2 separate regions of the Homo sapiens genome follow, and region 1 is linked to region 2. A link is an interaction called in ENCODE POLR2A ChIA-PET data of the cell type or tissue named here. Cell type or tissue: Caco-2. All regions are shown on one strand. Each heading gives the region's core, and the rest is flanking DNA. Links, peaks and the distances in the headings are about the cores only.

The links. ChIA-PET counts read pairs that join two places held together with the same protein. Peaks named below come from ENCODE experiments on the same cell type or tissue, not always from the same donor. Only the 100,000 strongest peaks of a DNase experiment are listed, where the experiment ranks them.
Region 1: POLR2A ChIA-PET joins it to region 2 with 5 read pairs; 1 of 35 experiments calls an interaction of 5 or more read pairs at or near these places.

The regions. Positions count from the first base shown.
Region 1 is chr4:40,518,697-40,534,964 of GRCh38, reverse strand. All of the region lies in intron 2 of RBM47 (RNA binding motif protein 47), which reads left to right. Among named protein-coding and RNA genes, the nearest start is that of MIR4802, 25 kb to the right of the region's middle. RefSeq lists enhancers at 7,787-8,587, 8,588-9,387. In Caco-2, for the core only: no CTCF peak of the experiment used is centred there; DNase peaks (open chromatin) are centred at 8,804 and 8,994.
Region 2 is chr4:40,356,813-40,373,080 of GRCh38, reverse strand. No RefSeq gene overlaps it. Among named protein-coding and RNA genes, the nearest start is that of CHRNA9, 30 kb to the right of the region's middle. In Caco-2, for the core only: no CTCF peak of the experiment used is centred there; DNase peaks (open chromatin) are centred at 5,410, 8,900 and 9,430.

The DNA.
Region 1 (16,268 bases), core at 4,801-12,800, 160 kb before region 2:
GAGTTTGCATTTTTTTTTTTTTTTTTTTCTGAGACGGAGTCTTGCTCCATCGCCCAGGCTGGAGTGCACTGGCACGATCTCGGCTCACTGCAAGCTCCGCCTCCCGGGTTCACGCCATTCTCCTGCCTCAGCCTCCAGAGTAGCTGAGACTACAGGCGCCCGCCACCATGCCTGGCTAATTTTTTTGTATTTTTAGTAGAGATGGGGTTTCACCGTGTTAGCCAGGATGGTCTTTATCTGCTGACCTCGTGATCCGCCTGCCTCGGCCTCCCAAAGTGCTGGGATTACAGGCGTGAGCCACCGCACCCGGCCGAGTTTGCATTTTTTAACTACCAGCTCCTTAGAGGGCCAAGGGATTCTCAGAAAAAGGTATGTCCATCGACATTCTGACCAGGTCCCCAGGAGTTCGCTAACTCACAGTTCAGTGAAAATGACCAAAGGATGCATTGAAAATCATGGAATCTACACCCTGAATTTTAGCTATACGGAGTGTAATATGCAATTATAAAATGTATTGGTGGGTTCTATTTTGGCCTCTAGCTCCCACATCACTAAGGAACTTGCTGTAACCCTTAACCCAGGTGGCTAAGGGCACAGTGTGGATCCCAGCTGCTCTGCTGTCCCTTGAACTGTTTTTTCTCCAGGGCATCTTCTTGTGTTTCAAGTTTCAATCATGTTGTGAATTTTAAAAAATTACCAGGCTAGGCATGGTGGCTCAGGCCTGTAATCCCAGCACTGTGGGTGGCTGAGGTGGAAGAATCACTTCAGCCCACGAGTTCAAGACCAGCCTGGGCAACATAGTGAGACCCCATCTCTAAAAAAAAAATAAATTAAAAAATATTAGCCAGGCGCCAGGCATGGTGGCTCATGCCTGTAATCCCAGCACTTTGGGGAGGCCGAGGCATGTGGATCACCTGAGGTTGGGAGTTTGAGACCAGCCTGACCAACACGGGGAAACCACATCTCTACTAAAAATACAGAATTAGCCGGGCGTGGTGGTGCATGCCTGTAATCCCAGCCACTCGGGAGGCTGAGGCAGGAGAATCGCTTTAACCTGGAAGGCAGAGGTTGTGGTGAGCTGAGATCACACCATTGCACTCCAGCCTGGGCAATAATAGTAAAACTCCATCTCAAAAAAAAAAAAGAATTAACCAGGCATGGTGGCACGCACCTGTAGTCCCAGCTACTGGGGAGAGGGAGTGGCAAGGGTCTAGGATGCAAGGATCATTTGAGCCCGGGAAGTCGAGGCTATAGTGAGCCATGTTTTTGCCACTGCACTCTAGCCTGGGTGACAGACTGAGATCCAGTCTCAAAAAATAAAACAAAATAAGACAAATCAATTCACAGACAACACTTACTGAGACTCTGATTTAATTGGTCTGAAGGGGAGCCCAGGAATCAGTATTTTTTAAAAATGTATAGATAACCTCTGGTGTAAACTTTTGCTTATTGGCCTGATGAATGTCTTTGTATTGCTCTTTCCTACCTGAGAGCTTTTTTTTCCCTTCTTCTTTTTTTTTTTTTTTCTTTTGAGACAGAGTCTTGCTCTGTTTCCCAGGCTGGAGTGCAGTGGTGCGGTCTCAGCTCACTGCAACTTCTGCCTCCCGAGTTCAAGTGACTCTCCTGCCTCAGCCTCCCAAGTAGCTGAGACTACAGGCATGCACCACCACACCCAGCTAATTTTTGTATTTTTAGTAGAGATGGGGTTTCACCATGTTGGCCAGGCTGGTCTTGAACTCCTGACTTCAGGTGAACCGCCTACCTTGGTCTCCCAGAGTGCTGGGATTGCAGGTGTAAGCCACTGCATCTGGCCTCAGAGAGCATAATCTGTATTCCCTAGCAGCTGTTTTTACTATTGTTTTTCTTATAGTCTTCAAAGATGTATTGGGCTTTGAAAACCTTTTGGCTCCTAGGAAGAAGCTATTTCTGCTTGGTGGAGTCCTGTCTGAAAGTGAATTCTCTGTTTACACTGCCCCATTCATATCCTGTCCCATGAACTACAGCTACAGATCCTCTTTGTAACACTGCTCAGAATAGAAAGTTTAATTACTCTACCCCTAAAATTTTGCAGATTGCAAGAGGCTATAAGCTACTGGTATAGCCTAGAGATCAAGGGATCTTGTGTGGTGTTATGACAACTACTTCTATTTATATGTGATGTTCACTTTAAATATACACAGACATATCTGTACGTTAGTTGAAGGGGGTCTCAAAAATCTCATCTGACCTTTAATTAGACTCCAATAAGAAGTGGTTAAGACATTGACGTATGGGCCAGGCGTCTCAAAAAAAAAATGGAAAAAAATATTTAAAAAGAAAAAAAAAAGGAAAAAGAATAATATTTTTTTTAAAAAGGCCAGGCATGGTGGCTCACGCCTGTAATCCCAGCACTTTGGGAGGCTGAGGCGGGTGGATCATGAGGTCAGGAGATCAAGACCATCCTGGCCAACATGGTGAAACCCTGTCTCTACTAAAATACAAAAAATTAGCTGGGTGTGGTGGCACATGCCTGTAGTCCCAGCTACTCGGGAGGCTGAGGCAGGGGAATCACTTGAACCCAGGAGGTGGAGGTTGTAATGAGCCGAGATCGTGCCACTGCACTCCAACCTGGTGACAGAGCAAGACTCCATCTCAAAAAAAAAAAAAAAAAAAAAATGCCGGGCGTGGTGACTCACGTCTGTAATCCCAGCATTTTGGGAGGCTGAGGAAGGTGGATCACGAGGTCAGGAGATCGAGACCATCCTGGCTAACACAGTGAAACCCCGTCTCTACTAAAAATACAAAAAATTAGCCGGGCATGGTGGCTCCCACTTGTAGTCCCAGCTACTTGAGAGGCTGAGGCAGGAGAATCTCTTGAACCCAGGAGGTAGAGGTTGCAGTGAACTGAGACTGCGCCACTGCACTCCAGCCTGGGTGACAGAGCAAGACTCCATCTCAAAAAAAAAAAAAAAGATAAAAAAAAAAGAGAGAGATTGATGTATGGCAAAACCAAGGCTGGGAGTTCAGGCCCCACAGAATACCCAGGTCTAGAACTCCTGTCTTTGGAAGCTAATTCTCTTTTGTCCTCACCCCCCTGCCTCACTTAACGATATCTTTCACGGCCTTTCCTCTTCATTCGCACTACCATCTTCCTAGTTCAAGTCATAATGTTAATTCCTAAATTACTGCACTAGCCAGAGAAGGAGGAAAAAAACTGTAAGAAACCACATCAAAATGTCATCTGTGGTTGGTAGACATCTGATTTTAATTTTTTTATATCTGCTTTTCTGACATTTATACATTTTACATAATAAACAAGTTTTATTTTCCTAAAGGAAAAACACACATCATTACTGGCATAGCCTTCACCCTGGTATCTGAGCGCATGTCCATTGTACAACCTATCTGTGCCTAGCTATCAGAGTTGCCTTTCTAAAATGTGTTCTCCAGGCTCCTCTGAAACCCTCAGGGTGTCCTGGAATTTCAAAGTCATAACCCAGACCCACCCTTCCGCCTATCCCCTTATCTCCAACCACACCCAACCCAACCCTCTCTGCTTGGCAGGCCAGCATCCTCCTTGTCCTAGGACCAGGGGAGCTCCATTCAGCTCCTTCGCAGCTACTCTCCTCTATACAGAGAACCCCATACTCTTTGTCCTTTCCTCTTTATCTCTCCAGATGTTATCCTTTGAAGCTCAGCTAGTCTGTGGCCAGACCACCCTGATCACTCCCGATCTCATCTGAAGCTCACCTCAACTCCTTCCTTCTCCAGGTCACCTTTGTCACCTTTTTTAATCTGCATCGGGAATGGCAAACAGGTTTCGTTTTATGTAAACCAAGTCCATGCCATTGACAATGGTTGCATAGAGAATTCTATTTTATTTATTTATTCCAGAGTCTTACTCTGTCACCCAGGCTGGAGCGCACTGCCGCGATCATGGCTCACTGTAGCTTCTACCTCCAGGGCTCAAACAGTCCTCCTGCCTCAATTTCTGAGTAGCTGGGACTACACGCATGCACCCCCATGCCCAGCTAATTTTGTTTGCTTTTTGTAGAGACAGGTCTCACTATGTTGCCCAAGCTGGTCCCCAACTCCTGGGCTCCAAGGATCCTCCCACTTCAGCCTCCCAAGGTGCTAGGGTGGCAGGTGTGAGCCACCGTGCCTCGCCTTGCATGGAGAATTCTGAAAGCCTGCCCATGTTCAAAGGAAAAAGAGTCCTGTGATCATAGTGGTTTTTGCCATAGGCAAAAGAAGGAAAAGTGACAGAATGAATGTGACATATTTTTCATCCAGATTATAATAATTATTTTAGACCTGTGATGTCCAGTACGGAAGTCCCTAGCCACACATGGCTATTTAAATTCAGATTAAAAAGAAGAAAAATAGGGCTGGACGCGGTGCTTCACGCCTGTAATCCCAGCACTTTGGGAGGCCGAGACGGGTGGATCACAGGTCAGGAGTTCAAGACCAGCCTGGCCAATATAGTGAAACCCTATCTCTACTAAAAATATAAAAATTAGCTGGGTGCGATGGCGTGTGCCTGTAGTCCCAGCTACTTAGGAGGTGAGACAGGAGAATTGCTTGAAACCAGGAGGTGGAGGTTGCAGTGAGCTAAGATTGTACCACTGCACTACAGCCTGGGCAACAGAACGAGACTCCATCTCGAAAAAAAGAAGAAGAAAAATAATAATAATTTAATTAAAATTAAGTACAGAAGATGCTCCACCTAGAATTTTTAAACTTCATGATCGTCCAGGCATGGTGCCTCACACCTGTAATCCCAGCACTTTGAGAGGCCAAGGTGGGCGGATCACCTGAGGTCGGGAGTTCCAGACTAGCCTGGCCAACATGGTGAAACCCCGTCTCTACTAAAAATGCAAAAATTAACCAGGTGTGGTGGCACACGCCTGTAATCCCAGCTCATCGGGAGGCTGAGCCAGGAGAATCGCTTGAACCCGGGAAGCGGAGGTTGCAGTGAGCCGAGATCACACCACTGTAATCCAGCCTGGGTGATAGAGTGAGACTCCATCTCAAAAAAAAAAAAAAAAAAAAAAGGGGGTCTAATATCCTTAAAATCCATCGTGAAGTTTATTTACTTTTATTTTAATATTTATTTATTTATTTATTTATTTATTTATTTATTTATTTATTATTTTTTAGATGGAGTCTCGCTTTGTTGCCCAGGCTGGAGTGCAGTGGCACAATCTCGGCTCACTGCAACCTCCGCCTTCCGGGTTCAGGCAATTCTCCTGTTTCAGCCTCCCAAGTAGCTGGGATTACAGGTGTGTGCCACCACACCTGGCTAATTTTTGTATTTTTAGTAGAGAGAGGGTTTTGCCATGTTGGCCAGACTTGTCTCGAGCTCTTCGGGTGATCTGCCCACCTCAGCCTCCCAAAATGCTGGGATTACAGGTGTGAGCCACCATGCCCCGCCTTAGATGCTTTTTTTTTTTTTTTTTTTTTTTTTTTTGTGACAGAGTCTCCTTCTGTCACCCAGGCTGGAGTGCAGTGGCACGATCTTGGCTCACTGCAGCTTCTGCCTCCCAGGTTCAAGTAATTCTCCTGCCTCAGCCTCCTGAGTAGCTGGGATTACAGGCATGTGCTACCATGCCCAGCTAATTTTTATTTTTAGTAGAGACAGGGTTTCACCATGTTGGCCATGGTTGGCCCATCTGGTCTCAAACTCCTGACCTCAAGTGATCTGCCCACCTTGGCCTCCCCAAAGTGTTGGGATTACAGGCGTGAGCCACCTCGCCCAGCCACATTTTTGACTTATGATATTTTTTACTTATGATGGGGTTAATGGAAAGTAGCCCATTGTAAGTCAAGGAACATCTGTAAAATTAAAAATTTTTAATATGGTAGCCAGCGGCACATTTCAAGTGCTTAATAGACATATGTGGCTACTGGCTACTATCCTGATAGCAGCAAAGATACAGAAACTTTCCACCATTACAGAGTTATACGAGATGGCCCTGTTTTATTATTTCTTTCTTTATTATTTATTTATTTATTTATTTATTTATTTATTTATTTTTTTTTTGAGACGGAGTCTCGCTCTGTCGCCCAGGCTGGAGTGCAGTGGCGGGATCTCGGCTCACTGCAAGCTCCGCCTCCCGGGTTCACGCCATTCTCCTGCCTTAGCCTCCTAAGTAGCTATGGCCACAGGCGCATGCCACCATGCCCAGCTAATTTTTGTTTTTGTTTTTTTCTTTTTGAAACAGGGTCTTACTTACTCTGTCACCCAGGCTGGAGTGCAGTGGCACGATCTCGGCTCACTGCAACCTCCACCTCCCAGGTTCAAGCAATTCTCCTGCCTTTGCCTCCCAAGTAGCTGGGATTACAGGTGCATGCCACCATGCCTGGCTAGGGTTTGTATTTTTAGTAGAGATGGGTTTTCACCATATTGGCCAGGCTGGTCTTGAACTCCTGACCTCAGGTCTCCCAAGTGCTAGGATTACGGTGGCTCCCATTTTAGATATGTAGTTACATGACAATGCAAGGAAGAATATATTTGCTTAGTGTGTGTGCCTTGTTTTCTCAGTGAGAGACCAAAAGGGTTTTTTGTTGTTTTTTTTTTAAAAAAGCCTCACTCTGTCGCCAGGCTGCAGTACAGTGGCACGATCTCAGCTCACTGCAACCTCGGCCTCCTGGTTTCAAGGGATTCTCCTGCCTCAGCCTCCCAAGTAGCTGGGACTACAGGCGTGCCACCACGCCCAACTAATTTTTGTATTTTTAATAGAGATGGTGTTTCACCATTTTGGCCAGGATGGTCCTGATCTCTTGACCTTGTGATCTGCCCGCCTTGGCCTCCCAAAGTGCTGGGATTACAGGCATGAGCCACCACACCTGGCCCAAAACATTTCTATGGGCAGTAATCTTCGCTTACATTTATTTTGTAACCTTAGTGCACCTAACCAGTGCTAGATATATAAGAAATACTTCGTAAGTATTTGTTGAATTGATTTTTTAGTACTTAATGGGCAGTGCACCATTAAAGTAAAGTGTATGAATTTTGAAATACGAAAACAAGTTTCTGGCCCCTTCTCTTCTGCAAACTAACATGTGACTTAGAATATCTCATTTAACTGAAGCAGGTCAGTTTCCTCAAGGGTAAACAGTTGTAGACTGGACTATATTGGAAGATTCTTCCAGGTTTGGAATTTTGTGGTACATATGGAGTATTCACTTTTAAATAAAAACGTACACCCCCCCACCCCCCAAACACACACACACACACACAATGAAAACTAGCAGGTTAAAAAATATTCTAGCTTATTTTAAACTTCATTTGTCCTGGGAGGCTGAGGCGGGCGTTACCAGTTGAGGCCAGGAGTTCGAGACCAGCCTGGCCAACATGGTGAAACCCCGCCTTTACTAAAAATACAAAAGTTAGTCCGGGCGCAGTGTCTCATGCCTGTAACCCCAGCATTTTGGGAGTCCAAGGCGGGTGGATGACTTGAGGTCAGGAGTTCAAGACCAGCCTGGCCAACATGGTGAAACCCTGTCTCTACTAAAAAATACAAAAAAAAAAAAAAAAAAAAAAAAATTGCCAGGTGTGATCTCAGCTACTTGGCAGGCTGAGGCAGGAGGATCGCTTGAATCTGGGAGGCAGAGGTTGCAGTGAGCCGAGATCACACCACTGCACTCCAGCCTGAGCAACAGAGCTAGATTCCGTCTTAAAAAAAAAAAAAAATTAGCCAGTTGTGGTGGCATACGCCTGTAGTCCCAGCTACTTGGGAGGCTGAGGTGGGAGGATTGCTTGAACCCAGGAGGTGGAGGTTGCAGTGAGCCAAGATCACACCACGACACTGCAGGGTGGCTGCCTGGGCAAGAGAGAGTGAGACTGTCTCAAAAAAATAAAATAAAACAAACACAAAACCAACAACTTCATTTATCTAATTTTTCAAAGATATAAGCCTAGCATTTCCAGATTAAATTCTCTGCCACAGCTATAGCTGACTTGGGCAAGTCAGATGGAGAGGTAGTTGCCTTCGTCAAACCTGGTGAGGTTTTGTACTATCTTTAGTCTCACTACATGCAGCAGTCACCAGTCAATGCTGCCAGCCCTTTTCCATTGCTCTAAGTCAGGCATCAGTAAACTGTGGTCTGTTGTCTGTTTATGTGTGGCCCTCTAGCTAATGGTTTTTACATTTTTAAAAGGTTGCAAAAAAAAAAAAAAAAAAAAAAAAAAAAGAACCAAACTGGGCAGCACAGTGAGAGACCCTGTCTCTACATAAAATAAAAAAATTAGCCAAGTGTAGTGAAGCACACCTGCAGTCTACTCAGGAGGCCGAAGCAGGAGGATCCCTGGAGCCAGGGAGGTTGAGGCTGCAGTGAGCTGTTATGGCACCACTGTACTCCAGCCTGGGTGACAGAGGGAGATCCTGTCTCAAAAACAAAAAACAAAAACCCCAAAAACAAAAAACAAAAAGAAACAAATAAAAGAATAATATGTAACAGAAAACACATGGCTTGCAAAGCCTATAGTATTTACCTAGCCCATGACAGAAATGTTTGCCATCCTCTGTACTCAGTGACTTTCTTGTACAGACCCAACCATTTTTTAAGGCCAATCGTTTTCTGAAGTGTTCTAAGGTCCTGTGACTCAAACACCATGGAATTAAACTCTATCTTCTCTATGATTTAGAAAACTCTGAAGACAGGGAAGGGCAGCCAGGCTGGCGGGGAGTAGATGGGGACCCTCGGCTTGATCAGCTTTGTATTGAAATACTACAAAGTAGGCAGGATCCCGTGTTCTGAAAGCAGAAAGCGAGTCCTTGGATCCAGAGTCTGTGTGTTCTGGTCTTGGCTTTGGGAATTTGATGAGTCACGGTTTCTGGCTGTGTCCTCCTTGACTTACAGCTTTCACAAGAATGAATTCTGAAGGTCCCATGAAGGGGGAGAGCTGTGAGAATCGTCATCTAAGGTCCATGCTTGCATTTCAGTTTGTCCTTCTTTTTCTTTTTCTTCTTGTTGCCTCTCCTTTGAGCACTCCGGGGATCTAGATTGGATGGGCAGCTAAAGGGACTGAAATGAAGAGGCAAGAGCCAAACTTCAGGCCCTAGAGCAGGGCTGGGCCAGTATCTGAATTCTGATAGCAGCACTGCCAGGCCAGCCCCAGGGCAAATGCAAAGTTGATTGGTTTTTCTTAAGAACTCTTACTTTTCTTTCTGATGCTCACTGCCAGGTGTCCAAGGGCCCTGGAGCTTCCCAAATCTCCTTTCTACTTAAGCCTATTCCCTAGGTTTTTACCAAGCCTTGGCTTTTAAAATGCCCCTCTTCTTAGTTACCAAAAAACTCCAGTTTTTGCATTTTTTCCCCTATTTATCCTTTTTTTCCCCTTCCTCTCTTTGTCCCATTCTTTCCTCTAGGCTATTTTCGAAGTTCTTTCGCCCCTGGCTTCTGTATACACAACTGCCTTTAGAATAATCCAGTGTGCCTCACCTTAATAAAAATCCAGATTTACAAAACAAAAATTGTTTGAAAGGTGAATGTTTTTGTTAAAGAAATCTGGCCAATATGAAAGACCAGCATCTCTTTTTTTATGTTTATCACTTTGTTTGTGACAGTCTCACTCTGTGATCTGCAACCCTGCCTCCTGGGTTCAAGCGATTCTCGTGCCTCAGCTTCCCAAGTAGCTGGGACTACAGGTGTGCTAATAGTCGTATTTTGTACTAATAAAATAGCTGGCTAATTTTCGTATTTTTAGTAGAGACAGGGTTTCGCCATGTTGGCCAGGCTGGTTTCAAACTCCTGGCCTCAAGCAATCTGCGCACCTTGGCCTCCCAAAGTGCTGGGATTACAGACCTGAGCCATCATGCCTGGCCATGTTTATCACTTTCTACATTTCATTATAGCAAGCGGTAACTAGGGGAGGTCCCCTAGTTGGGTGCAAGCAGATTCATTTTTGTATTTGCAAATCATGTAACACAGTGAAATTCATAGCCTTACCCCCATACTGGATCATAAAAATATTTTACTTTCCCTATTTTGTTTACTATCAAGCCTGAGCTCATTAAATATATCCAGTGGCCTGGATCAGGATCATGTGAAAAACAGGACCTTGGCTTGCTTACAACGTTTGCATTTGTTTTGGTTGGTACAGATTCATTTGGATAAATTCCCAGCTTATTCTCAAAGAAGATTCTAGCGCAGTACCGGGCTCCCAGTGGCTTTTCATTCATAGTAATGAGCATTAGCCGAGCGTGGTGACGTGCGCCTGTAGTCCTAGCTACTCAGGAGGCTGAAGCAGGAGGATTGCTTGAGCCCAGGAGGTCAAGGCTGCAGTGAGCTGAGCGGTGTCTGTGCACCATTGCTGCATTCTAGAATTCCCAGCCCAGAACTATGCTGTTGTCATGCCTAGGAAAGCATCCATGAGAAAATCCTTTTCTGAGTCCGAATGCCAATTCCAGTTCTGGTTAGAATTCCTTGACACACACGGCACTTCCAGCCTTGGTTTTCACGGTTGCTGTGATAGCAGAACACACAGCTGTGAAACAGAGAGAAGATGAGCAACAGAAATGGATGTGCTAAAATGTGAGATGAAAATATGCAGAAAAGCCAACCATCTTTAGAAATCTCATTTATTCAGGGTTCAGTGTAAGCCTAATAGGTACAAGCTGAGATTTTGGAGTCTGGTGGGTTCCAGTCTTGCTTTCCACCAATAATTAGCTTCACTTGACTTCTTTGGGTTTCCGTTTCCTCATTTGTATGAGAAAATAGGGATCATGAGAGTACTTGCCACATGAGATTTGGCAGGAGGTTGTATATGTCGAGAATTTAGCACTGTGTCTAGTACACAGCAGGTGCTTAATAAATGTTTGTATTAGTGTTTTAGCACATGTGGGAGGGACATAGCCGAGTGCAGTGTTTCTCAAATTTTGGGGACTCTGGACATCTTCACAGACAGATAAGATACAGGGCACTCAATTGGCTGTAACTTCAGATAAACAGTAAATAATTTATTAGTACAAGTATTTCCCAAACATTGTATGGAACATATATGAAAATATTCATTTCTTATCTGAAATTCAAGTTTAATTGGGCACCCTGAAGTTTTATTTGCGAAATCAGACAACCCTGTTTTCCTTTCCTTTTCTTTTCCTCTTTTTTTTTTTTTGAGACAGGGCTCACTCTGTCACCCAAGCTGGAGTGCAGTGGCGCGATTACTGCTCACTGCCGCTTCAACCTCCCAGGCTCAGGTAATCCTCCCACCTCAGCTTCCAAAGTAGCTGGGACCACAGGTGCATGCCACTATGCCTGACTAATTTTTGGTATTTTTTGTAGAGACAAGGTTTCACCACGTCACCCTGGCTGATTTTTTTTTTTTCCTAGATGGAGTTTTGCTCTTGGCGCCCAGGCTGGAGTGCAATGGCGTGATCTCAGCTCACTGCAACCTCTGCCTCCTGGGTTCAAGCAATTCTCCTGCCTCAGTCTCCCGAGTAGCTAGGATTACAGGTGCCTGCCACCATGCCCAGCTAATTTTTGTATTTTTGGTAGAGACAGGGTTTCACCATGTTGGCCGGGTTGGTCTCCAACTACTAACCTCAGGCTATCTGCCCGTCTTGGCCTCCCAAAGTGCTGGGATTATAGGCGTGAGCCACCACGCCCGGCCTACCATGGCTGATCTTGAACTCCTGAGCCCAAGCCAGGAGGGCTGGGATTACAGGCATGAGCCACTGTGCCTAGCCCTGTTTTTATATTCTTAAAAATTATTAGCCAGGTGTGGTGGCTCACTCCTATAATCCCAGCACTTTGGGAGGCTGAGGCGGGTGGGTCACTTGAGGTCAGGAGTTCAAGACCAGCCTGGCCAACATGGTGAAACACTGTCTCTACTAAAAATATCAAAAATTAGCCAGGCATAGTGGCGCATGCCTATAATCCCAGCTACTTGGGAGGCTGAGGCATAAGAATCGCTTGAACCCCGGAGGCAGAGGTTGCAGTGAGCCGAGATCATACCACTGCACCCCAGCCTGGGTGAGTGAGACTCTGTGTAAAAAAAAAAAAAAAAAAAAAGATTTTTGAGAAATGCAAAGTGCTTTTAAAGTGCTTTTATTTGGGTTCTATATATTGATATTTACTGCATTAGAAATTAAAATTAAGAAAAATATTAATTTCCTTTAACAAGAATAATAGTAAGCTCATTTTTTATGAAAATGTTTTCATGAAAAATAATTATATTTCCAAAAAAAGTAGATAAAGAGAAGATCATGTCGTTTATATTTTTTCAAATCTCTTTGATGATTGTCTTGATAGAAGTCAGCTGTATGCTCATATTTGCTTCTGCTTCAATCTATTGAGGTATGTCATTTTCACTGAAATTCTATAGGGAAAGAAAATTCAACCTCACAAAGATATGCAATTGGAAAAGGGAGGAATATTATAGTAGAATTTTTGGATTATTGTGAACATTCTTCTTTGATACTAAACCCAAACTCTACAAGAGGTAGTTTTTGTTTTGTTTTGTTTTGTTTTGTTTGAGATGGAGTCTTGCTCTGTTGCCCAGGCTGGAATGCAGTGGCACAATCTCAGTTCACTGCACCCTCTGCCTCCCAGGTTCAAGAGATTCTCCTGCCTCAGCCTCCCGAGTATCTGGGATTACAGGCGCCTGCCACCACGCCGGGCTAATTTTTGTATTTTTAGTAGAAACAGGGCTTCACCATGTTGGAAAGGCTGGTCTCGAACTCCTGACCTCAGGTGATCTGCCAGCCTTGGCCTCCCAAAGCTCTAGGATTACAGGCGTGAGCCACTGCACCCAGCCAAGAGGTAGTTTCTTAAAGGTTAGTTGCAGCAGAATCTGAAACCATAAAAAGGAAATTTTCATGCTCTGTTACATTAAAATTGGTTGGCCCATCTTGAACTTTGAATGGACTGCTTACCCATGCATGATTCTGTAACATCATGGTTGGTTATTTGGAAAATATTGGTTCACTGAATTGTGAAGATCTTCCAAATATTGAAACATTTCAGTATGTATTTTTAAAAATCCACATTTGTTAATGTCATAGCTGATCTCATGAGAAAAGCCTTTAATCACTGACAAGCAGTCAAGCTTGTGGTGATAAATGCAGGTTGCCCCCAAATTTTTTCTTCCTTTTTTTGTATTTTTTAAAATTATTTTTCTTCTCCTTGCACAGCAGAGCTAACTCATAGGCAGTACACCCAGAGTTAGCCAGGTTCCCCCATATTTAACTTTTGCTTGAAAGCTTGAATTTGATCATTGGAAATCAATACTGTCTGTTGTGTTCTTTGAAGTGCCAGGGTCACTTCATTCATTTTCTAGAAAAGGTCTGCCAAATATTCAAGTCTAAATAATCATAGTTTGTTTTATCAAGTAATGTAGCCTGTGACTCTCAAGTGATTTTTCCTTGAGACAGCAATCATAATTTGGTATACAGTAGAAGTGCTTTATCATACTTTCTGTTTCATCGCACAGAATATTTTTAAAACATCTACTTGAATTGAGACTTAATAAAATAAATAGGCTGGATGTGGTGGCTCATGCCTGTAATCCCAGCACTTTGGGAGTCTGAGGCAGGTGGATCACCTGAGGTCAGGAGTTCAAGACCAGCCTGGCCAACATGGTGAAACCCCATCTCTACTAAAAATACAAAAATTAGCTGGATGTTATGGCAGGTGCCTGTAATCCCAGCTACTTGGGAGGCTGAGGCAGGAGAATCACTTGAACCCAGGAAGTGGAGGTTTCAGTGAGCCTAGATTGTGCCACTGCACTCCAGCCTGGGCAACAAGCAGACTCTGTCTCAAACAACAGCAACAAAAAAATTAAAATTAAAAAATTTAAAACATTTTAAAAAGAAATAAAAAATAAAATAAAATTAATACTGTGTTACCAAATACATTCTTAAGGAAAATTGGCTTTAAAAAAAGGTAGAACAACTTCAAATGCCTGGTGGTAAAAAAATGCCACAATTACTAGTATACTTTGGTGGCACTGCCTCTCACACGGCTAGAAGTTTTAGCCACCATTGCCTTTTTATCACTAGTCCGTGTCAATGCCGTGTAAAAGGGAAATATGTTAGTATTTTTAAGAACCGTGGAGCCTCTCAGCATTCCAGGGACCTCACTTTGAGAACTGCTGGTCTAGCGGTTGATGTCCCCATGATAGGCAGCACCGGACAGTGTAGACTGATCTCCCCTCTCCTATTGCAGCCCCTCCTTCCTTGGGCAGTTTGGGAAAGCACCAAGAGCCCCTGGGCCCTTTCTTACACATCTGTTGAGGTTGGCTAGGTGATGAGCAGTTTCTGAGGTCACATTCATGGTACTCTTTGAAGTCCTCTAAAGGGGTTTGAGTATGATTCATGGGCATTCCTAAACCTTTGGAAGATTCCGGAAGATTTAGAAGCTCCAGATTAAATCTCTACCTCTCCTTTCTCCTCTACTATTTCCTAGTGTCCAAGGGAGCTCAAAACCCCTTTCAGAAGCTGAAACTATTCTGCAGGCCAAATATATACTAGCCTCAAAGATATTCAGGCTAGACATGGGCCCCTACAGCTGAAAGATGCTTTGGAATAGGCCTGGGGCGATAGAGCAGCACTCCCCAGAGACACATTATTCTGCCCTATTGCAGCTCTGCAGTTGAAAATTCTAGGGGTATACCTGCATGCTGGCATACCAAAACCAATAGAGAAAAAACTCCACTTAGAATCACATGGCTGGAGGTGGAAAATGCTATTATAAAACATTTCTATTGCACAGAAGGCACAGTCCTTTCTCAGGGACACATAATTTAGTCTCTGAGCAGCATGAGACTTTTATGTGCCAAGTGCCGTATAGAACACGGGGAATTCTAATACAACCTACAGGGTTTAAAGTCAAATGACAAATTTGTGATCACAGAAAAAAAAGAACATAAAAGGCTTACCCAAAGTGGGAGAAGCCATATTTTTTGGTTGGATTTTATGGTCAAAGGAGGGCTTCAATATGAAATAGAGTTCATCAGTAGATTTCAAAGTGAGCAGTAGAGATGATCTTAATTAGGGATAAGAGGGTAGGGTGGGCTGGGCACGGTGGCTTATGCCTGTAATCCCAGCACTTTGGGAGGCCAAGGCAGGTGGATCATGAAGTCAAGAGATCGAGACCATCCTGGCCAACATGGTGAAACCCCGTCTCTACTAAAAATACAAAAATTAGCTGGGCATGGTGGCGGGCGCCTGTTGTCCCATCTACTCGGGAGGCTTAGGCAGGAGAATTGCTTGAACCTGGGAGATGGAGGTTGCAGTGAGCCAAGATTGAGCCACTATACTCCAGCCTGGGCAACAATAGCGAGACTCCGTCTCAAAAAAAAAAAAAAAAAAAAAAAAAAAGGAGGGTAGGGTAGAGGGAAGTGGGAGAGGAGGGTGAGGAGACCAAGGTAAAGGATTGAAGGATGCTGGGTGTGGTGGCTCACACCTGTAATCTCAGCACTTTGGGAGGCCGAGGTGGGCAGATCACCTGAGGTTGGGAGTTCGAGACCAGCCTGACCAACATGCAGAAACCCCATCTCTACTAAAAATACAAAATTAGCCGGGTGTGGTGGTGCACACCTGTAATCCCAGCTACTCTGGAGGCTGAGGCAGGAGATTCGCTTGAACCCGGGAGGCAGAGATTGCAGTGAGCCAAGATCGTTCCATTGCACTCCAGCCTGGGCAACAAGAGTGAAACTCCATCTCAAAAAAAAAAAAAAAAAGATTGAAGGAGAAAAACAGTTGAACTGGTTCTGGTCAGAGGTTGGCAGAAAATACATGCAAGTGATTTTTATTTTTTATTTTTTTTAAGGACAAGATCTCACTCTGTTACCCAGGGCAGAGTACAGTGGTGTGATCTTGGCTCACTGTAGCCTCAACTACAGTGAGGAGTCCCGGCCCAAGCAATCCTCCCACCTCAGCCTCCCAAGTAGCTTGGACCACAGGCGCATGCCACCATGCCTGGATCATTTTTTATATTTTTTTTTTTATAGAAACAAGGGTCTCACTATGTTGCCTAGGCTGGTCTTAAACTCTGGGCTCAAGTGATCCTCCTGCCTGGGACTCCCAGAGTGCTGGGACTACCGGTGTGAGCCACCACTCCTGGGCTGGATCTTGATTTAGACCAGGCTTGTCCAACCTGTGGCATGTCCAGGATGGCTTTGAATGTGGCCCAACACAAATTCATAAGCTTCCTTTGGGATTTTTTTTTTTTTAAAGCTCATAAGCTATCATTAGTATCAGTGTATTTTATGTGTGGCCCAAGACAATTCTTCTTCCAGTGTGACCCAGGGAAGCCAAAAGATTGGACACCCCTGATTGGGC
Region 2 (16,268 bases), core at 5,361-13,360:
TTACCTCTTAAATTAAAAAAAATTAGTATTTAAAAAATAAGATTAAACTAATGAGAACCAGTTCAGCCTTGTTAAATCCCATGATGCCCAACAATAAACAGTTCAGACGTGATTTAAGCAGCTCACTGGATGTCTCAACATGACAAGACTTAGCAATGTCTTGGCAAAGACTTACTTTTTCACCTCTTTCCATTCCCAAGTTTCCTCAAACCAGTTTGGGTGGGAGTAGAGCAGAAGCTAGAGAACAGGAGGAAGGTTTAGGGATGTCAAAACATCATTCCAGGTGTGCCTGCCACCTCACCCCACTAGCCTTTGCCTGGGAAATGTTTATAGCAGAACAAGAACGACAATGAAACTACTAACGATTAATTATACCAGCTGTCATCTATTAAACACCTTCTGTGGGCTAGGTCCCATTTAAAGTCCATTATGTGTATTATCTCATTCAATCCTCATAGCAGCTCTATGAGTTAGATATAACTATTATCCTCATTGGGCAGATGGGGAAATTGAGGCACGGGGAAGTTGGATAACTTGCTCAAGTTCACACAGAGAGTGGGAAGGCAAGATGATTTGAACCCTTGGCGGTCTGGTTTATTGCCCATGTTCCTCACCAGTAATTCTCAAACCTGAGTACATGTCAGAATCCCAGGAGGGCCTGTGAAAGCTCTCCCCTCCAGGGTCTCTGATGCAGTGGTCTGGGGTGGAGCCCCAGAATGTGCAGCAGAGCATTCTCGCTGTGCTGATGCTGCTGGTCCGGGGACCACACATTCAAAACCACTGCTCCCAACAAACTTAAAGGTAACTGCCATGTCTTGAGGACCTACTACAAATCAAGAACAGAAGGACTCTGAGAGAGGTTGCTTCCATTTTGCAGCTGAGGATTTGAGCACTAACAAGACTGAGGACTCGTTCAAGTTCACAGCCTGTATTCCAGGCCAGCTTCCTGAATGCCAAAGCCCCTGTCTCTTGCATCCCACTGCCACACTGATAGAACGAGGATAGGTGCTGTAGGCAGGGTAGTAATAGGGCACCTCTTTAAAGCAATGTTCAGTAAATATTTGTTGTTTATTTTAGTGGAGGCAAGAGAAATTGAATTTCTGTTAAGAAAATTATACATCTCACACATGTTATCTTTATGTTCAAAAATAGAATTAGCTGGGAGCAGTGGCACATGCTTGTAGTCCCAGCTACTTGGGAGGCTGAGCCGGGGAGGAATGCTTGAGCCCAGGAGTTTGAGGCCAGCCTGGGCAACATAGTGAGACCCCGTCTGTTAAAAAAAAAAAAAAAAGAAAATAGAACTACTCACCATAGCCTAACTTTTTAACCTCTGTAGCAGTGTCTTTTGCTTTATTTTATTTCTGTCACTCGTAGTTGAGTAGCATTTGGCCATTCACAGTCATTAAGTTTCAAAGTTTTGTTCAAAATTTACTAAGTTTGCTTTGTCCTTTGTGATTCTGATGTTGGCATAATAGCTCCTTGCCTTTTTTTTTTTTTTTTCTTTTAGACAGAGTCTCTCTCTGCTTCCCAGGCTCGAGTGTAGTGGCTAGATCTCGGCTCATTGCAACATCTGCCTCCTGGGTTCAAGAAATTCTCATGCCTCAGCCTCCCAAGAAGCTGGGATTACAGGCGCCCACCACCATGCCCAGCTAATTTTTGTATTTTTTGTAAAGGCGGAGGTTCGCCATGTTTGCCAAGCAGGTCTCAAACTCCTGGCCTCAAGCAATCTGCCTACCTCAGCTTCCCAAAGTGCTGGGATTACAGGCGTGAGCCACTGTACCGGCCAACATCTCCTCAATTTCTAAAGTTCTTTTTCTGCTTTCTGTGCTGTTTTACAGTTTATCAAGCCAGACAAATTCTGAGAAAAACTAGTAAAGGATTTAAGTTTGAGACTTTCAGCCAGCTCTAGGAACCAACCTTATGTTACTGTTGGCCGCTTGACCTCAGAGTTGATGATGGGGCCTATAATTGTGCTACTTGAGCATACATGGACCTAGAGAAGAGTTTTTACTCCCCATTCAAGGTTGATGTCTACTTTGGCAAGATAGGGACAAATTTGTATTTGTCCTGTTACATAAAGAGTCAGGTACAGAGACCGGAATTAAATGGTCCCCTATTTTTTGCTTTTTTTTTTTTTTTCAGTGTTGTTGCGGTCCATTCTGTTGCTACCCATCCAAAGTCTTCCTTGCCTACAGAGCCCTGCTGTTATTCAGGTATTGGGAGTGCAGCAATGTGATAAGGGAAAGCAGAACCCTTCCCCAACTCCAGGGAATCAATTTGATTGTTCTCAAGCGAGTCATGGTAGTCTACACCTTTGTCAGTGATTGATCTAGGAGTGCACATGTGACCAAACTCTGGCCAATGAGATATAGAAGGAATACTGCTGGGGCCTCTGGGGAAGATTTTGCGCCCTGATAAAAGTAACAAAAGTTATTCTACTTCTTCTTTTTTTTTTTTTTTTTGAGATGGAGTCTCGCTCTGTCGCCCAGGTTGGAGTGCAGTGGCACAATCTCGGCTCACTGCAAGCTCCGCCTCTGGGGTTCATGCCATTCTCCTGCCTCAGCCTCCCGAGTAGCTGGGACTACAGGCACCTGCCACCACGCCCGGCTAATTTTTTGTATTTTTAATAAAGATGGGGTTTCACCGTGTTAGCCAGGATGGTCTCAATCTCCTGACATCGTGATTTGCCCGTCTCGGCCTCCCAAAGTGCTGGGATTACAGGCGTGAGCCACCACGCCCTGCCCTATTCTACTTCTTAATTCTTCCTTACTGCTGATCTTTTTTTATAGCACTTGTTTCTTTTGCAGAACATTTTTCAGGATACTATAAGTTACTATCTACTTCTCCTAGAAAGGATTGAAACAAATGTTAGAACTAGTTCCCATGAAAAGAAAAACTCCTGTAGCTTTGACCCTACAGCAGTTGCCCAAGATGGGGCCAGAATTGGAATGCTCAGAGTCCATTCTTGGGGACAAAGAACTCCTGGATGTCAGCCATCTCTCTCCTACGAGCTGGTCTCTGGACTTTGGCCCAGTTATCTAATGTGAGAATCTCAATTGCTATATGTTCTACAGCTATATTACTTATGAAGGCTCAGATAGTCTTACAGCTTAAATTACTTCCTGCAAAACCACCCATTCAGAATTCAATATAGCTGGTGCAGAACAAGACAAATCCCTTTCTGTAGGTAGGGATTTTCTGGGTTACAGGGACACCTGTGGGCTGTATCTGAGCCTTTGCAACTGCCCAATTACTACCAGTCATGTACCACTTATTAATTGAATTAATTAACAAAACATGGATGATGGCATCAACTTTGGTTTGGAATTCATTTCAACCTGGCCCAAGACTCTCAGGGTTAGAGATAGACAGCCCTGCTTCAAATCTCCAAGATCAGAAACCAAGGCCATTTTCTCACTTTGGGTTTCTGTATCAACCTTCGAACCTTGGGGCCTGCAAGTAGAGTCACTATTCTGTAAATGACTGAACCCAGAAGGCTCTAACCATAGTCTTTGGGCCAGAGACGGAGTAAAGAAAATCCTTCTTTGGTTTGTAGCCAGAAAGGGGGCCCTCCCACCTCCCAGCCAGTATTTGTCAAAATGCTGTTTTTCCAGACCCAAAGAAGAATCAGGCTTTCATTCTTTCTATGAAAATATTGAATTGTTTTACAGTTCACATGTCTGAATTACACCATTGTCTCTTCTTCTTGACTAGAATTTCTCAATTTTTTAAAAACTCAAGTCTCCTTCAAAGCTTTCTCATACCAAAGTCTATATATTCCTGACAGTCAAGATTGACGCAGCTTCATTTCCTGCGGTTTGGTTAATGAAAACAATCACTATGTAGAATTTATTTTTTGAACCAAAGGCACTTCTCTGGTCTCCGGGGTCCCCTAGACATAGTGACCTTTCCGTGATTTGAGAATGTGTGTTCTAGTCCTGAATAATCCTAATCTTTGCACTTTCAACCTGTGGTGAGTCATTTATTTCTAAATGTAATTAAGGTACAAACCGTGTAAAGCAGGAATTTTATTTTATTTTAGTTTCTGTAACCTGGATAAGGAAATGTAAAAAGGAATGAAATCTTCTCTCACACCCCCCATATTTACTTATTTTATTTATTTATTTATTTATTTATTTATTTTGAGACAGAGTCTCAGTCTGTCACCCAGGCTGGAGTGCAATGGCGCGATCTCGGCTCACCTCAACCTCCGCCTCCCGGGTTCAAGCGATTCTCCTGCCTCAGCCTCCCAAGTAGCTGGGATTACAAGTGCCTGCCACCATGCCCAGCTAATTTTTTGTATTTTTAGTAGAGACGGGGTTTCACCATGTTGTCCAGGCTGGTCACAAACCCCTGACCTCAGGTTATCCACCCACCTCGGCCTCCCAAAGTGCTAGGATTACAGGCGTGAGCCACCAGGCCCAGCCTACTTATTTTATTATTATTACTTCACTCCCTGCAATTGACATGAATTGTTGGCTACGTATCGGTGTACATTTTGCTTTTAGTATACTTTCTCTTAGATCACTAACATTTTATAGCTTGTTACAAGTTCTATAAATTTTTCTTTTTTCTTTTCTTTCTTTCTTTTTTTTTTTTTGATACAGGGTCTCCCTCTGTCACTCAGGCTGAGTGCAGTGGCACAATCATGGCTCATTGCAGCCTCAACCTCCCCAGACTCAGGGGATCCTCCCACCTCAGCATCCCAAGTGGCTGGGACTACAGGCTCGCTCCATCACATCCCACTGATTTTTGTATTTTTTGTAGAGACAAGGCTTTGCCGTGTTGCCCAGACTGGTCTCACACCCCTGGGCTCAAGCAATCTGCCCACTTTGGCCTCTCAAAGTGCTGGAATTACAGGCATGAGCCACCGTGCCTGACCTTAAATTTGCAGGTGTATTCAAGTTAAAATGAGATCATGCTGTATTAGGGTGGGCCTTATTCAATCCTAATTAGGATTATTCAGGATTAGAACACACATTCTCAAATCAGGGAAAAGGCACTACATCTAGGGGACCCGGCAGACCAGAGAAGCACCTTTGGTACAAAAAGTAATATTCCACATGGCGATTGTTTTCATTAGCCAAACGGCAGGAAATGAAGCTTAGTCAATCTTGACTGGTAGAAATATACAGACTTATGAGAAGAGAGAAATTTGAACACATAGACAGATGCACACGTAGGGAAACCCCATGTGGAGACAGAGGCAGAGATTAGAATGTGGAGGAACACCAAGGGTTTCAGGGGTCCCCTAGAAGCTGGAAAAGGCAAGGAGGGATTCTCCCCTAGAATCTTTAGAGAGAACACGTCCCTCCCAACAACTTCATTTTGGATTTCTAGCCTCTAGAACTGTGAGGCAGTATGCTTCGGTTGTTTCAAGCCACCTTGTTTGCGGTACTTGGTTGCTACAGCCCTTGGACAATGTCCACCGTGATGATGGAATGTGAAGATAAATAAGACACAATTCCTGTCATCACAGTGGCCACAATCTAGAAGGCACAGCTGTGGACATTTTTAAATTACAGATTTTTAGTGTGTCATAAGTGTGAATATAAAACTCTGTCCACACTATAGAGACAATGCAAAAAAGGGGGTAACTAACACACTGGAAGTATACAGGAGAAGCTTTGTGAAAAAAGATAATTTTTTTTTTTGACGGAGTCTCGCTGTCACCCAGGCTGGACTGCAATAACCCAATCTTGGCTCACTGCAACCTCTGACTCCCGGGTTCAAGAGATTCTCCTGCCTCAGCCTCCTGAGTAGCTGGGACTACAGGAGTACGCCACCATGCCTGGCTAATTTTTGTATTTTTAGTAGCCTGGGGTTTCGCCATGTTGGCCGGGCTGGTCTTGAACTGCTGACCTCAGCTGATCCACCTGCCTCAGCCTCCCAAAGTGCTGGAATTATAGGCATGAGCCAACGCGCCTGGTCAAAAGATGAATTTTTCCAATTATTTAATTTTTTTTTCTTTTATTATTTTTTTTTAAGAAACAGGGTCTCGCTCTGTCACCCAGGCTGGAGTGCAGTAGTGCCATCATAGCTCACTGTAATCTTGAACTCCTGGGCTCAAGTGATTGGAACCACAGGCATGTGCCGTCGTGCCCAGCTAACTTTTTAAAAGTTTTTTGTAGAGACGAGGTCTCGCTATGTTGCCCAGACTGGTCTTGAACTACTGGCCTCAAGTGATTCTTCCACCTCAGCCTCCCGAAGTGCCGGGATTACAGGCATGAAACTTTGTCTCTTTGTGAACTATCTTTTTATACTGTTTGCTAATTATCCTTGATGGAGTTGTTTACTCTTTTGGATCAGTTTGTAAGTGTTTTGAATATTAGCAGTATTTATGGTATGTTTAAGTCTATCAATTTTCATTTGGCTTTTTCATTGACTTTATTTTTTTTTTAAAGAGAGAGGGTCTCACCATGTTGGCCAGGCTGGTCTCAAACTCCTGGCCTCAAATGATCCTCCCACCTCAGCCTCCCAAATTGCTGGGATTACAGGCGTGAGCCACCAGACCCAACTGACCATTTTTAATTATATCTTTTGTCACATGACATTTTGGGGTTTTATGCAGTCAAATATGTCTATCTCTTTTTTTAATAGCGTCTGGTTTCCAGTATTTGATAAGGGAATCTCCTCTGCCTCTTACATGTAGTTTCCTAGATTTTCTCATAGAATTTATATATTATTATTTTGTTTTTTACATTTAAGTTTTGATCTATCTTAAATTAATTTTTATATCTTATATAAAACAGGGGCCTGAAATTATTTTATTTTTTAATAGATAGCCTTTCCTCACTGATTTCAGCTACTCTCATGACCATATATTAAATTCTCACATGCACTATGAGCCATTTCTGGATTCTCTGTTTTCTCTATTCATTTCCACTGTTTTTTTTCTCTTTTTTTCGTTTCTTTCTTTCTTTCTTTCTTTTTCTTTTGATGGTAATGGTGAGTCTATTCCTAGCCCAGTCCCAACTTGATTTGCTTACCATGACCTCCAATTTCCTCTCAAGCAAGAACCCCTCACAGCCTTCTTTTGCATATTTTTTTTTTGGCTATTGGCATTTGGTATTCATCTTTCCATATAAACCATAAAAGGCTTAGGGTCTCAGGTGAAGGTCCATGTCTAGCTCAGCAGTTGAGTCACATGCTCAGAGAGGCAAGTCAGCTTGGCTTCTCCTTTTTAAACCATTAAACACCAAAGTTCTTATTTCCATACCCCCTTCCATGCTGAAGACCCTGACTGCTCTCAGGGCGTCTCAGACCCTCGCAACAGAACAGGTCTGATTACTTTGCCTGAAAGAGATTGAAGGGTGATTACTCTCTAAGCCAAGAACATGATTTACACTCCTGGGGTGAACAGGGAGTGAAATATGCAAAGGCATCCTAGAACAGCAGAAAAGAAAACACACACACACACACATTTTTAATCTCTGCTGTGTCATATTAAGGAAGTTGGATTTTATCCTGTAGGTATTTAGCCATTTTAAAAGTTTTAGGCAAAGGAGTCACAAGATCAGTTTGACTAGGATGGAGTCAAGGGGGAAGCAGCTGGAGGCCCAGTTAGGCTGGCGCTGCAACAGGCCAGGCAAAGAGGATAAAGATCTAGAATAACACAATTGTCAAAGAGAAAAGTGGACAGATTTGAAAACCTCTTAGCAAGTAAAATTGTCAGGATCGGTGAGAGGTTTGATTTTAGGTTAGACAATAATCTAGGAAGACTCCCCGATTTCTAGGCTGGTTGATGGAGGTGATGGTAATACAGCTAAATGACACGGAAAACACAGGAGGAGGAGGAGACCTGGGTGGCAATATAGATAATAAACTTAGTTTGGGATGTGTTGAGTTTGAAGGCCTGTGAGAAGTGGAGATACTCAGAGGACTTGAAGATTCTATTGGGTTTGGAGCTAAGGGGAGCTCAAGATTGGACAAGCGGTTTTGAGAACCTTCAGGACATACATAATCATCAGGAGAGCTGAGGATGTAACATGGAGGGACACCAACCTTGACCAGAAGAGGAGGAGTCGGAGCCAGCCAGGGGTTCTGAGAACGTGCCACTTAAGAAGCAGAAAGGGGTAACACAGGCCGGGTGAGTGGCTCCTGCCTATGCGTCTGCGGTGGCAGAGGTGGGTGGAACACTGGAGGTCAGGAGTTCGAGAACATCCTGACCAATGTGGTGAAACCCCATCTTTACTAAAAATACAAAAATTAGCCAGACATGGTGGCAGGCACCTGTAATCCCAGCTACTCGGGAGGCTGAGGCAGGAGAATTGCTTGAACCCAGGAGGCGGAGATTGCAGTGAGCCAAGATCACATCACTGTATTCCAGCCTGGGCGACAGAGTGAGACTCTGTCTCAAACAAAAAAAAAAAAAGTGGGGAGGGGGTAACAGAAGATAAGACAGAAGTGTTTCAGGAAAGAGAAAGCAGTCAACTGTGCTGAAGGCAGCAGAGAGGCCTCAGCGGTATCCAGTGGATTTGCAGTTACCAAGTCCATGGTGAGCTTGGTCAGAGCAGTTCCAGTTGACTGTGGAGAAAATAAATCAGGTTTTAAACACAGAGTGAGGACAAAGAATGAGGGAATGTGCCAGATGTCTCCCTTTGTCCTTCCAGATTCACACTCAATGCTTTGCCACTCTGCTGTCTGTCCTGGGCACACAGGCAGCACCAACAGATTCCCATGACTGTTGAGTTTGGCCAACGGTGAGCCCTAGGAGGAGACTGGAGGGAAGGAGGGTGAGATGGGGATATATATATATATCCCCCAACTCCTTCCCTAAGGCTTCTGCCACATTTGCTCAACCAGAAGTCATGGCTTTCCTCCTGGGTCCAGGTAACCACTCCTTCCCACCTCCTCTCAGGCCTAGAGTGGTAACAGCTCTGCTTTTCTAGGCCTGGGATTTTCTACTGCCCCTGGTGTTTCTCTGCAACCTGCCTACACCTTTGCAGACACTCCTTTATTACACCTTCCTCAAATTATCTTTATATGAACACACCATCTGTGTCCTGCTGGAAGCCTGAATGATCCAGGAGGGAAATTTGACTGACAAGAGTAAAGAGACAGAAATACACAAAGGCAAAAGAGGTTTTGTCATGGGGTTTTATTTTTTAAGTGTTGGAGTGGCTTGGATATATTGATAAGCTCATGAAGTTTTAACAGTCAGGTCTTATTTCAAAGGCGTAATCTGAGAGGAAGGAAGAAAAGGCAGAGAGCTCTTTGCTCTCTGGGGTTGGTGACATGTCAAGTGGCCTCACCACAATTGCTTCAGATGTTCTAGAACTTGTGTTTCCAGTTTGTCCAAGACAGTCCAGTTGCCAGGTTTGTCCCGGTTGCATTGGTAAAGCGTTGGTCTGAGCCCTAAGCTGACGGAAAAGGAGACACAGAGGCTAAAGAAGGAGAAAGAACAAAGGTCAGGACCTCAACAAACCTGGACACACCTCAGCGCGCTGAGGCAGTCAGACAATAAACAAAGTAGTTGGTGTTTTCTTAAACTTTGCAAGGCTCTGGATCACCCAGCCCTGCTCACCTTGCCAATCTCGACTCTTATGTCTCTTGGGTCATTGATCTGATTTCACTGTTCTGCCTCAGGGGCCTCCTCTCCCTTTCTCCAACGTCAGGAGCTGTGTTCTGCCCTTGAGCCTGAGCTCCTACCTGCAACCTGGCACTTCTCCCACCTCTAACCCCGGCCAGCTCTTTCTCACCCTCAGGTCTCATCTGAAACACCACTTTCTCCACAGGCTGCCCACCCAACCCAAAGCAGTCCCTTGCTTTATCTCCAGAGCACCCTGGCTCCTCTTCCATAGTGGCTACCACTTCTTAAAATGCATGGAGGTGAAGAATTTTATTTAGAAAGTCTAATTTTTGGCCGGACGTGGTGGCTCACACCTGTAATCCCAGCACTCTGGGAGGCTGATGCAGGCAGATCACCTGAGGTTGAGAGTTCAAGACCAGCCTGACCAACATGGAGAAACCCCCTCTCTACTAAAAATACAAAATTAGCCAGGCGTGGTGGCACATGTCTGTAATCCCAGCTACTTGGGAGGCTGAGGCAGGAGAATTGCTTGAACCCAACGGGAGGCGGAGGTGGCTGTGAGCCGAGATCACGCCATTGCACTCCAGCCTGGGCAACAAGAGCGAAACTCCATCTCAAAAAAAAGGAAGTCTAATTTTCTTACAAGCTTTTTTGTTTGTTTGTTTGTTTTTGTTTTGACATCTATGTCTTTAATCTGTCTGAAACTTATTTTTGTATACAGTAGTCTGATTGTCTCAATAGCTATACAACATTTACCTTCCCGCTTTGCTGTAGTATTTTGTATTTTGTTTGTATTTTTACTTGCATTGCTTATCCAGGGAACTCTGTACCAAAGCATGGCTAAGAGCAGTTGAATGAAGCATCTCTTCTATTTTTCCCCTTTTCTGTCTTCTTTTGTGTTGGAAATAGTTTACCTTTCCTCGTGTTTCCTTTTTCAATTTAGAAGACACAACTAATATTTCTATACTTTTAAGGCCATTCCTTAAATTTTTGGCATCTATTCAAATATGATATATTTTACTAATATTAAAAGTAATTTGTGGCTGGGCACAATGGCTCATGCCCGTAATCCCAGCACTTTGGGAGGCTGAGGCAGGCAGATCACTTGAGGTCAGGAGCTCGAGACCAGCCTGGCCAACATGCCAAAACCCCATCTCTAGGAAAAATACAAAAATTAGCCAGGCATAATGGTGGGCGCCTATAATCCCAGCTACTAACGAGGCTGAGGCACGAGAATTTCTTAAACCCAAGCGGCGGAGGTTGCAGCGAGCCAAGATTGCAGCAGTGCACTCCAGCCTGGGTGACAGAGTAAGACCGTATCTCAAAAAAAAAAAAAAAAGTAATTTGTTATCTAGACAAAGACCTTAGTGTGGTTTAGGTTCCATCTTACCTTCCCCTTCTTAATTTCCACATCATTACATAGAGTTTTTGTTCTACCTTATATGAAACATGTCTTTGTATTATTAATAATACTATTGCAATAATTACACTATACACAATCTAGGCTCATTGCAGCCTCCACCTCCTGGGTTCAGGCAATTCTCCCACCTCAGCCTCTCGGGTAGCTGGGATTACAGGGGCGCTCCACCATGCCTGGTTATTTTTTGCATTTTTAGTAGAGCAAGGTTTCATCATGTTGGCCAGGCTGGTCTCAAACACCTGACCTCAGGTGATCCACCCGCCTTGGCCTCCCAAAGTGCTGGGATTACAGGCATAAGCCACCGTGCCCTGCCACAAATTATATTTTATTGATGTTTTTCTCATTGTTGCTTTCTGTATTTTTCTTCCTTCCATTAAGTTCACTTTTGTTCTTGTTGAAGTTATTTAAATTAAGGGTCAAGGGTAAGGGCAAGGTAAGTATTGTTATTTTTTTGTACGTCTACATTTTTTTCTGCAACTGTGAATAGTTCAGCTGAGTGTTCAAATTTTATGTTGACAGTCAATTTTCTTTGGCATTTTGAAGATATTACTCCATGTTTCTTGGCTTCTATAGTTGCAGATGAGAAGTCTGTTGCCAACTCAATTGCTGTTATTTTGAAGGCAGTCTGTTGCATAATATAGGAGGCTTTTCATGGTCAGCATTTCTGTAGTGATTTGTTGGACTCTCTAACAGCTCTTCCTTTCACCCGGTCATTCATTTAACAATTGTTTACTGTTTAATGATTGTGTACTAGGCCTGTTATTGTGCACAATGACGGAGAGAATAATGACAGAGCTTCTGGGCCCCAGGTCTGGAGAGGGTCTGAATATACTTGGGGAAGTAGACATGAAAATGAAGAAATGACCGCATAACAAGATAAAGCTTTAATGATGCAGACTGATTGTGAGTTTCTAGAATTCTGGCAAGGAATGTGATTTTATTCTATTGAGTTTCTCACAGTTTGTAGCACCATGTCTTACCCACTGAAATCAGTTAAAAATACTTTAACAATTAACCTGAGTATAACATCTCTTTAATATTTTTCTTTTTCTTTTTTTTTTTTTTAACTGAGACAGAGTCTTGCTCTGTCACCCAGGCTGGAGTGTAGTGGCGTGATCTTGGCTCACTGCAAGCTCTGCTTCCTGGGTTCACGCCATTCTCCTGCCTCAGCCTCCAGAGTAGCTGGGACTATAGTTGCCTGCCACCACGCCTGGCTAATTTTTTGTATTTTTAGTAGAGATGGGGTTTCACCGTGTTAGCCAGGATGGTCTCGATCTCCCGACATCGTGATCCGCCTGCCTCAGCCTCCCAAAGTGCTCAGATTACAGGCATGAGCCACCACACCCCACCTAATATTTTTCATTTTAAAATTATTTTAGCTTTCACTTTTCTCCAGTTTCAAATGCATGGTCGACTACTTACTAGCTATCTCTGCCAGGATTTCCTATGAGAATTTCCAGCTCAAGATGCCCTACAAAGAATTCTTTCCTCCAATACCTGGTTCTCTTTTACTCTTCACCTTGATTGTCTGCATTATTCTCAATGCCATCCTCTCCCTAAGCCCGTATCCAACTAGCCTGTCTATTCTAGGTCATAAATATTTTGTGATCTGTAATCTTATCCATTTTCTTATTCCCACCATCTTGGGTCAAACCTTCATTATCACTTTCCTAAACAGGTAAAAAAAAAAAAAAAATCCCAATAGATCTCCCTGCCTTTTACCACTTTTCTCTACAGTCTTTTAATTGCCACCACAGTCTTATTTCTTAAACATTGGATACTGAATTGGTTTTCTATTGCTGCTATAACAAATTACCATAAATTTCATGTCTTAACCCACATTTGTTATCTTGGAGTTTGGGAGGGTCAAAAGTCTGGAATGGATCTCACTGGGCTAAAATTAAGATATCAGCAGGGCTGCTTTCCTTTTGGAGGCTCTAGGGGACAATCTGTTGCTTTGACTTTTCCGATTCCTAGAGGCTGCTTCTCACACTGTTGGTTCATAGCTCTTTTCCTCCATTTTTCGAAGTCAGCAACATTGGCTGAGTCCTTCTCATGATACCATCTCTTTGGTTCTCTCTCTTCTGCCTCCCTTTTCTACTTAAAAGGATCTTTATCCAGCTGGATAATTTAAAATTATCTCCCCACCTCTAGGTCAGTTGATTAGCAACCTTAACTTCTCATTGCGGGGTAACTTAGCACACTCACCAGTCCTTCACATTAGCACTTGGACATCTTTGGTGGACCATTATTCTGCCTACCACAGGTTCAGTACAAATTGAAGAACGCATACCTATAATACCAGAGTCTTTGGGAGGCTGAGGTGGGAGGATCACTTGAGGCCAGGAGTTCAAGACCAGCCAGGGCAACAAAATGAAACCCCATCTATACAAAAAATTATTTAAAAATTGAATGCTGTCTGGGCAGGTGGCTCACACCTGTAATCCCAGCACTTTGGGAGACTGAGTGGGAGGATTGCTTGAGCCTAGGAGTTTGAGACCAACCTGAGCAACATAGTAAAACCCCATCTCTATAAAAAATTAAAAAATTAGCTGGGCTTGGTGATGCATGCATGTAGTCCCAGCTACTCAGGAGACTGAGATGGGAGGATGACGTGAGCCCAGGAAGTCCAGGCTTCAGTGAGCCGTGATTGCATTACTGCACTCCAGCCTGGATGACAGAGCAAGACCCCATCTCAAAAATGAAAATAAGTCCAGATGCGGTGGCTCATGTCTGTAATCCCAGCACTTTGAGAGGCCAAAGCAACCAGATCACCTGAGGTCAGGAGTTCAAGACCAGCCTGACCAACATGGAGAAACCCCATCTCTACTGAAAATACAAAATTAGCCGGGTGTGGTGGCACATACCTGTAATCCCAGCTACTCAGGAGGCTGAGGCAGGAGAGTCGCTTGAACCCAGGAGGCGGATATTGCAGTAAGCCGAGAGAGAGCCACTGCACTCCAGCCTGGGCAACAGAGCAAGACTCTGTCTCAATAAATAAATAAATAAATATAGCAGGACAAAATAGTAAATACATAATGATTATAATTATAGCAGAGAAACTAGACACATAAATATGATTGAAGGAAAATAATAGTAAATGAATAGTTGTTATTGCTATGATTGTGGAACTTGAGTAATTGTTATTCTTTTTTTTTTTTTTTTTTTTTTTTGAGACAGAGTTTCGCTCTTGTTGCCCAGGCTGGAGTGTAAGGGCGCAATCTTGGCTCACCACAACCTCTGTCTCCTGGGTTCAAGCGATTCTCCTGCCTCAGCCTCCCGAGTAGCTGGGATTACAGGTATGTGCCACCACACCCGGCTAATTTTGTATTTTCAGTAGAGATGGGGTTTCTCCATGTTGGTCAGGCTGGTTTCAAACTCCTGACCTCAGGTAATCCACCCACCTCGACTCCCCAAAGTGCTGGGATTACAAGCATGAGCCACCGTGCCTGGCCTGTTATTCTTTTATATCCTGCCCTTACTATAGTGTGGCTGTATAATTGAGGCAGGAACTGCTTGTTATCTACCCAACATCTACTCTCTCTTTCCTTCTTATAAAGATAACATTGATTGTCTTTGGGAAGGTAAAACTATTCCAAGATTTTCTTGCATGTGATTCATTTCTAGCTAATGAGCTACAGAAGAAAGTCATGGATGTGCTTCTGCTTCTAGGATTTTTTTCTTTTCTTTTCTTTTCTTTTTGATACAGAGTCTTGCTGTGTCGCAGAGGCTGGAGGGGAGTGCAGTGGCATGATCTCAGCTCACTGCAACCTCTGCCCCCTGGGTTCAAGCAATTCTCATGTCTCAGCCTCCCAAGTAGCTGGAATTACAGGCGCCCACCACCACGCCTGGCTAATTTTTGTATTTTTAGTAGAGCCAGGGTTTTGCCATGTTGGCCAGGCTGGTGTCGATCTCCCAGCCTCAAGTTGATCTGCCCACCTCAGCCTCCCAAAGTGCTGCTGGGATTATAGGCATGAGCCACTGCGCCCAGCCTAGCATTTTTAAAAATTTTTATTATTATTATTATTTTTTTAAAGAGGGAAGTTCGGCTGGTATGTCTCTTTGGCCTTCCATTCTTTTTTCTTCCCATTTGGAATGTGGCTGCAAAGCCTACAGATGCAACCGCCTTTCTGTGACCGCGAAGCATCAAGCCTCAGGCTGTTGGGCTTCACTTCCAAATGGAGGAGAGGAAAGATGGAAAGATCCCTGGGCTTTGCAGCTCTGGATTTATTTTTGTGTGAGATGAGTAACCTCTGTTTGCTTAAGTTATGGCTCACTGGGTTTTCTGTTATTCACAGCCAAATACAACTCTAACTGATAAAATTACTTCTGTAATTAAAATAAAATAAGAAGAAAAGTTGTCTGATTCCATTCCGTGACTAAACAAGGTTTTTGTTCTTCCTTTTTTGTTTTTGTTTGTTTGTTTGTTTTGAGGTGGAGTTTAGCTCTTGTTGCCCAGGCTGGAGTGCAATGACGCCCAGGCTTGGCCACTGCAACCTCCGCCTCCCAGGTTCAAGCGATTCTCCCAGCTAATTTTGTATTTTTAGTACATACGGGGTTTCTCCATGTTGGTCAGGCTGGTCTCAAACTGCTGACCTCAGGTGATCCACCCGATTCAGCCTCCCAAAGGGCTGGGATTACAGGTGTGAGCCACCGCACCCAGCCTGGTTTCTGTTCTTCTAAGCTCTGCCCACACTCTTCTTTCACCAATCCCTTCTAATCCTTACCCTCATTTCTTTCTTTGTCTAGCAAACTCCTACTCAACCTTCAAAACTCAGCTTAAGACCGGAAACAGAGGCTCACGCCTGTAATCCCAGTGCTTTGGGAGGCCGAGGCGGGCAGAACATCTGAGGTCAGGAGTTTGAGACCAGCCTGGGCAACAGGGCGAAACCTCATCTCTACAAAAATACAAAAATTAGCCAGGCGAGGTGGCGCGTACCTGTAGTCCCAGCTACTCAGGAGGCTGAGGCAGGAGAATTGCTTGAACCCAAGAGGTGGAGGTTGCAGTGAGCCGAGATTACACAGCCTGGGTGATAGAGTGAGACTCCATCTCAAAAGCAAAAGACAACAATAAAAAACCTCAACTCAAATGTTAATGTTATACCCTGCAAAGTCTTTCCTAAGCTTTCCCTCAAACAGATTCATCATCATTGTGCCCATGGTGTTTTGTCCGTGATTCTGTGATAGCACGTTTTACACTTGACTATGTTTGCCTATTTCCTTGGTATCTCCTCCACTGAACTGTGAGCAACATGTGAGCAACTGGAGGGTAGAAGCCACGTTTCATACTTGTTCCCTCCAAGGCAGCTGGCATAC